3 separate regions of the Mus musculus genome follow, and regions 2 and 3 are each linked to region 1. Evidence: chromatin loops called from intact Hi-C (ENCODE). Cell type or tissue: left cerebral cortex. All regions are shown on one strand.

What was found. Hi-C counts contacts between places; a loop is a spot of excess contacts. Peaks named below come from ENCODE experiments on the same cell type or tissue, not always from the same donor. Only the 100,000 strongest peaks of a DNase experiment are listed, where the experiment ranks them.
Region 2: it touches region 1 in a loop (2.3-fold over the local background); 2 of 42 quality-filtered maps call a loop at or near these places.
Region 3: a loop joins it to region 1, with 2.0 times the contacts of the local background. A loop is called at or near these places in 2 of 42 quality-filtered maps.

Annotation. Positions count from the first base shown.
Region 1 is chr7:78,988,992-78,991,491 of GRCm38, forward strand. No RefSeq gene overlaps it. Among named protein-coding and RNA genes, the nearest start is that of Gm31213, 36 kb to the left of the region's middle. In left cerebral cortex, no CTCF peak of the experiment used is centred here; a DNase peak (open chromatin) is centred at 1,538; H3K4me3 peaks cover 366 bases.
Region 2 is chr7:79,046,881-79,049,380 of GRCm38, forward strand. The region is part of intron 1 of Gm26633 (predicted gene, 26633); the gene reads right to left. Among named protein-coding and RNA genes, the nearest start is that of Acan, 5.1 kb to the right of the region's middle. In left cerebral cortex, no CTCF peak of the experiment used is centred here; a DNase peak (open chromatin) is centred at 1,373.
Region 3 is chr7:79,057,709-79,060,208 of GRCm38, forward strand. All of the region lies in intron 1 of Acan (aggrecan), which reads left to right. Among named protein-coding and RNA genes, the nearest start is that of Gm26633, 5.6 kb to the left of the region's middle. In left cerebral cortex, a CTCF peak has its summit at 1,044 (motif pointing left); no DNase peak of the experiment used is centred here.

The DNA.
Region 1 (2,500 bases):
AAAGAATGAATTTATGAAATTCCTAGGCAAATGGATGGACCTGGAGGGCATCATCCTGAGTGAGGTAACCCAATCACAAAAGAACTCAAGCATCTTCTAAAAGTCATTTAAAAGAGACCACACCGTTCCTAGGACCATGATCCTACTAAAGACTTTATAACAGTCAAGGATTTAGATTCACAGTCAGTATCCAGCAGTTCCTGGCTGTCATAGTACATGCTAAGAGAGAAAGATGCACAGTTGTCATGGGAAGCCATTAAGGGTGTGTGAGCAGCAGAAAAATGTGAACACACTCAGGACCAGATAACAAGATGGGAGTGGAGTTTGTGTGCAGAGGATTCTGCCTATGGTTGTATGTTCAGACAGCTCCAACCCCAGGGCCTCTGATCCTGCCTTCCCCACACCCACAGGCTCCCAGCCTATTAGGAAAACAGTATCAACCTTGCCGCCCAGGCTTCTGCAGCCTGGATGTGAATGTGAAATCTTGTCTGAACATGCTGAGCAAAAACAACAAGACTCAGCGAGAAATGGCAGGTCTGCCCTGGTTTCCAGTGGGGTCTGGTTTGCCTCCTGGTCTGGAGTGAGTGCCTGGTGTTGCACATTGCTTCGCCCTCTTTCCTTGGGTCCTTTGGGTTATTTATTTATTTATCTATCTATATCTCTTCAGCACGTTGTTTCTTTCCATTAAGGAGCTCCTTGGTGAACTGCACTGCACACATTCAACCTTCTCAGAGCACCCATTTTGTTTAATCTGTAGCATCAATAAATGGATGCTAAGGGTAGATGCGAGTAGATGGATGAATTCAGCCTGCATCCCAAGCAGGTGTGTGGTAGGGCATAAGGTAAGATGGGGACTTCAGCACAAGTGTGCCTTGCTTACTGCCTGTCTCTGGCAGAAGGGTCCTCAAGATATGGTGTGTATGGGCTTGGGTGGGGGGAGGGGGAGGGGCGGCGTTATAAGTAGAAATATGAGAGACTACTAGGTAAGGCTGTTGCCAGGGTAACATCCATCCCCACCCCCTCTCCCCTCACACACCCGAAGACTCCAGGCACAAACAGCTAGTTAGAGTCTGACCAAGGAGTCCTGGGGTTGCCCAGTCGGGTACTGCAAGAAATCTGATGAGAGACAGAGAACCTGTATTCACCTCTGCCCAACCCTGGACCCTGACCTACTGCAGAGGTGACCATGACCTTTACCATCTCTATCACCTCTGTGAGTGGCAGTTGCCCCCCACCCCCACCCCACCCCACTCAGACTCATGCTGAGAATGCGTCTTTGCTCGACCAGATCCAACGCCTCTGCGAGTGGGATTGAGACAGACTGCGAGTGTTCTTAAGAGTAGATTCCAGCAGAGTTGGAAGCTCCAACACCAGGGGAAGGTTCTGAGTCCGCGGCAAGCGGCACGTCCCCCTAATGGGCGTGGTCCGGACACCGGACTCCACAACCGGAGCCTTCAGGACGCTGGGAGGTCTGAGCTCAGGGCAGCATCAGAGGAGCGAGGAGCTGGACAAGGGCAGGCTTTGTGCGCAGCGGCGGGACTGTGAGTCCCCTAACAGGGTCCTAGCCCTGCCCTGCAGATTCCTGCGGTGCATCCTGGCAGCGATGGCTTCACCACAGCCCGCGTCCGCCCCCTTTCTCCTGGAGCAGACGAAAAGTCGAGATGGGAGAGAAGCGCGCTAACCTCGCCATGATTTGAGCATACTCTTGTTTCTTGAGAAGACAAAAGTAGGGACCCTTTTTCCTGTCATCTCACACACAGGGGCCTGGGGATGCTGCAGAGCTTGTTGCTTCTGGTCTCAGTCCAGCCTCCCAAAAACCCTCAGGAGTGAGGGTCCACATAGCTGACACACCTGAGTGCCTTTAAAGCTAAGCCAGTGGGACTCCGAGTGCTGAGCTCACAACAGGAATGAGGGGACTGAGAAGGGTCTAAGTTCCTCACTCCAGGACCCTGGTTTGAATCCACATCTACCAGTGCTCAGGAGCACGTGGCTATATTCATCCACTGCCTGGCTCTCGACACCACACCAAGTGACTCAATGTGATCTGGGAATCGAGTAGCTACACTGTTCCCTGAGATGTCTACTCTGAAGGAAAATATCCATAGAAGAGTGTGTGACCTGCCAGGATGGCAATTTGGAGACACGTGGTAAGGTCTTCCGTCCTTATTCTCCCTTCAACCAGTCATTTCAAGGAATTGAATTTCAAGGAATCCTCAAAAGTCAAGTATTAAACTTCACAAAAACAATTCCCTACAGTATTAGTTACACCAGATCAACTAAGAGGCTGGCAGCTGACCTGGTGTAGACTTACAAACAGTAGGCACAGGAAAGGTGTCAGGTATCTTGTGATGTGGGGAATCTTGTTTTAAGACAACACTGGGTGTTTCTTGTTGTAGATCTCTTGCTGATCCCAGCAAGCTGATGATAAGAGCTAAACTGGAGAAGTCGGAGTTCCCAAAGGTACACCGTGCCTATTAACACAACCCCAGCATTTTCTTAA
Region 2 (2,500 bases), 58 kb after region 1:
AGCTGGGTGTGGTGGTGAATTCCTTTCACTCTATCAATCAGAAAGCTAAATCAGGAGGATCATGAGTTCAAGGCTACCTGGGCTACATAGTGAATCTTGATCAAGAGGGAGAGGGAGAGGGAGAGGGAGAGGGAGAGGGAGAAGGAGAAGGGGAGGGGGATGAGGAGGGGGAGGGGAGGAGGAGGAGGAGGGAGAGGGAAGTGAGAAGGCAGGCAGGCAAACGAACGAACGCTGAGTCAATATCCTAAGAATGAAAGATAATCCTGTTTAACACTGCCGTTTCCCCCCTTTTTCTCCCTTTATAGTTTACACAGGAAAAAAATCTGAATGCAGCAGCAATAACAACTAAACTGTTGAGAACCTGTAAGATGAGATAAATGCCAAGTTTTGTGAGGACAAGAGGTATTTGAAGGTCTGCAAGTTAGTGGATCATTGTATTTATTGTTACACTCTGTTTCCGGTATTTGTTATTGCTATTGCTGTTAAGACAGGGTCTCATACAGCCTACACTGGCCTTGAACTCCTGCTCCTCCTGCTCCAGCCTCCCAAGTGCTGAGATTACAGTGTGTGCCACCATGCACAATTAGCAGAACATTTTTATACTACTGAGTTGCTGCCTGTACTTTCCGTAGGTGGAAATGCATATTTATAACACTTTGTGTTTCTTAGTGTGTATTCTGTTTCTATGTTATTGCAGGTGAAAATCTCTAATGAGTTTTCAGAATAATTCAGTGTTTATTGCTGAAAGAAGATAAAAGTGCCCTGTCTGATATGGCAAGGGCTGGGCAATCGGACCCAAGAGACTCTAATGAGTATAGTTCAAAAAATACTAGCACAGAGCCAGCTTAGGCCTCGGCTGTGGGGGGCAGCCCCTTAGGTTCCAGGGAAGAGAGAGCGGGCTCCCAGGAGCCATGGGGGCTGCCTATGAAGTGAGCAACTTGAGACAACAAAACCCATCTTCCTCCCCTAGACCTGCTTGGGAGATGATGATGATGATGATGATGATGATGATGAAGAAGAAGAAGAAGAAGAAGAAGAAGAAGAAGAAGAAGAAGAAGAAGAAGAAGAAGAAGAAGAAGAAGAAGAAGAAGGTAGAAGAAGAATGTTCTTGTTGTTGCTGATGAAGATGATGATTGGGGGGAGGTTGGTGGTGATGCTACATAAACCAAGATGGCTGCACCCCACTCAGACCCTCCCTCTGTGTGGATTCTCAATGGAAAATTGAGGGCTACAGAACTTCAACCCTCCTCCCCTAGACCTGCCTGGGAAATGTTGACGAAGATGTTGGCGATGTCGACAGTGATGCTACATAAACCAAGACAGCAGCATCCCACTCAGCCCCTCCCTATGTGTGGATTCTCAGTAGTAAATACACGGGGGAGGCATGAGTAGAACACTGGCGTGGTTTCCATTTATAAACGGCAGGGTTTTGCTGAAATATCAACCTAGTATGAAATCAGGGAGGAAGTGCCAACTAGAGCTTCCAAAAACACCCTATCCCCCAAAACGTGCCCTTGCAGGTCTGTGTCTTAAGCGACACAATGTTTCCTGCCCCCACATGTCATCCTGCCACACAGACATATGGAGATGTGTTTCATTAAGTTACCCTGCGTTCTTTATTATTAGACCACTCCCCTCTTTGGTTGTCCCTTATGCAATGTTAAAGCAATAAAGTGGCACTTTTCAGACATGCCACTGGGGACTAAGAAGCTCCATTTTCTGGCATTATTCTGGCCTGAAAAGTGCTTTATTTATTTTTTTTTTGTTTTTTTTTAATAATATTTCCATGGTTCTTCCCTCCCAGAAAGTTGGCAACTCATCCCCCATCCCCAACCCTACCTCTCAATACAACCAATGTTTGTCATTACTGTGCTCTTATTTTTAGCTTCTTTTACAAATGCAGAAAGCAGCCCTGAAATCACAAGCATGTGCCACAGGCTTGGGTTGTATAGATGGATTCTTGAGATTGGACGCAGGTCCTGATGCTGCACACACACACACACACACACACACACACACACACACACACACACACACCCAACACTTCACTAACTTAGCTGTCTCCCCAGCCCCAATAGTCTGATTTTAATCATCTCTAAGCGTCAATGTCAGCCAAAAGGTGCAACACTGCTCCGAGCACCTTTGGCCACACCAGGAGGAGCTGAATGTCCAAGTGGTAAGAAGAAAGAGCCACCTTTGCTCCTCCCTGGCCAGTCCACATCTACCATCAGCCGTCAGCCCTGGAAACTTTACTTTAGAGAGGCAGCCACAAGTAAGCATCCCCCAAGACCAAGGATCCAGAAGCAAAGCTCCTCGAGAAAGCAGTTAAGAATCCAGCAGCCTTAAGCTGTGAAGAGAGGCACAGAGAGCTCTAACGATAACCCGTACACCTCACTAAGGACACCTGTCCTGTAGACACTGGGACAGATGGCATTGCTCCAAAGAGCCAAACTGGACTACTTGCCTACACTGAGAACCTGGACAGATACATGCATGGAAT
Region 3 (2,500 bases), 69 kb after region 1:
ATGATACCTCCCCAAAACGCGCGCGCGTGCGCGCGCGCGCACACACACACACATGCAGCATAGAATCCAAAATGTCATTAGTGCCAAACCTGAGAGAGGGAAAAAAAATGGCTTCATTCAGTCCCAGGGTCAAGGGTCAAGCTATAAACCAATGGACAGAGTCAACCAGAAGCAAGAGGCAGGGTCTGGGTAGCAGCCAAGAGCAGGCCACAAATGGGGAGTGAGGAGAAGGTAGGGTCTCAATGGCCCATTTGAAAATTGAAATCTTGTCTGTGTACCTGCAGAAATGTGCTTACCCCTGTGGGCCTGTTTCTGCACCTATGAAATGGACTTGTGGGTCCAAGATAAAGCAAATAAAGATGTTGGCACAAGGTAGACCTGCAGTAAAATCTTAGGTGTTGTTATCTTTGAGGCTTTTCAAGGTCCTGCTGTGGAAAGGTGAGACATCAGCAGGTGAGAACATGTGATCTCCAAGCCAAAGGAGGTTTCTGTTTGGGACTGGTTGCCATAGCTGGGGAAGGGGAGGGTGGGGGTGTCACTCAGTACCTCTCTCACACACAGCTCTCAGAAGAGAGTGAGGAGGTCACTATACCTTGAAAAGAAGCCAGAGGTGTCCAGGATTGGCAGTAGAAGCATTCCCAGACTTGGAGTCACCAGAGACAAGCTCTGTGTGACAGAAGTAGCTTCACCTCTCTGGGCTTTGTCTTACCTATCTGTGAAATGGAGACCCCGAAAGAAGCCACTGTCTATGAAATCCCTTATGGAGTTACCTGGGAGCCAAGGCAGGGATTTTATGTCTGTGTCTAATTCCGTTCGAGGCACATAAGATAGGCTAGTTGACTGAATGAATTGAGAGGGTGAATGAATGAATGAATGAGTAGATGAGCAAACAGACTACTACACTTTAAAATTCTTTCTTAAGAGAAGACTCCCCCTACCCCACCCCCAACCCCACCCCTACCTCTACCCCCACAAAATGGCAGCTACTGTTAGCCCATAAATTCTCTCTACTTCTCTGGGAGACAGCGCCCTCTAGAGCTCAGCGAAGAAACAGAAGTTGGATCCCTGTGGGAAGTGAGCTGGTCAGAGAGTGGGGCACCAGAGCTGAGGCCAGCCCAGCTCCAGAAAAGAAAACTGAACAGGAACCAGGAACTCCTATCCAAGCCCCTACTTTGAGGAATAAAGTTACACTAAATTAAAGCCTAACTGAAAGCTACTAGCCAAAGGGATGGATTTTCATAGCTCACCTGAACCTGCATTTTATAGGATCATAAGACATTAAAGCAGACAGCTTTTAGTATTGACCTTCTCTCCTTAAGTAAGCTGTCAGAAGGGTAGGAGGGGGCACTTGAAGGAAGGGGAGCTTCTCTCAGCCCCGCCTCAGCTTAAACAGTCTTCTGGGTCCTCTAGGGCCGTTCCCCAAGCCACCTGAAAGGCAGTGTGGCGTAGGGGTGGGGGGCATCATAGAAGCACTGTGTCATCCAATCAGAACTCAGCCATAGCTGGGTGTGGTGTCACAGGTCTATAGTCCCAGCTCTAATCCCAAGAGGATCTTGAGTTTGAAGTCACCCTAGACTAGATAGCAAGATCTTACCTTTTTAAAAAATTGATATAGAATATTTGCCTGGCATTGACATCCTGGGTTCCACTGAGTGTGCAGTGCACACCTGCAATCTAAACACTCCGAAGGTAAGAGCAGGAGAAGCAGGAGCTAAAGGTCTTGCTCAGCTACATAGCAAATCTGAGAACATCTTGGGCGACATGAGTCCCTGTCTCAGATAATCAAGGTGTAGGGAAAAGAACCTAACAGACAGTCCCAGGTCCCCCATCATCCATCATCCACCCTTGGGTCACCGTCTGGCTCTGTCCTCCATATCCTACTCATCTCCAGGGCCACACTTAGGAATACTTCTCTCTTCTTTTAGGAGAGAAATATCCAAGCAGAGCATCCCAGGCTCTAAAGAGCATGTCTTCCTGGTCCCAGCCACCACCCCAGCCCTGAGGAAGATGGTTTTCCTAGAGCCTGAACTCTTGGCCTCACATTCTTCATCCCGTCACCCCCACCTCCTTCTTGATCTCCCAAGCCAGGGCTGTCTTACTTCCCAGCCTCCCTGCCTCTACCTCTATATGTCGATGGCTGAGGGGAACAGCTAGACTTTGGAATGACTGTAAAACTTGCAGGATGTTGTCCAACTTGACCAGACACTGAAAGAGAACTGTTATAGAGAGGAGGGTAATCTTCAGGTTGGAAATTAGAGCCATCTAAGGAGCTGGTGAACACTGTATATGGCAAGCCAGCCTCCTCTGTGGGATGAGCGATGGGGACAGGAATCTGATTTTTCTAGTGATTCTCCTAGCCTGAGTCTCTCCTTGAGAGGTTAGTGGCTGATGCTGTAGCTGTGCTCTGCAAGGGCAGGGGGAGTCGAGAACTGTTCCACCTGCCCCCCACCCTTATGCCTGAGACAGGGCCTTGCTTCCAGAACACAGCTGATCTTGACCT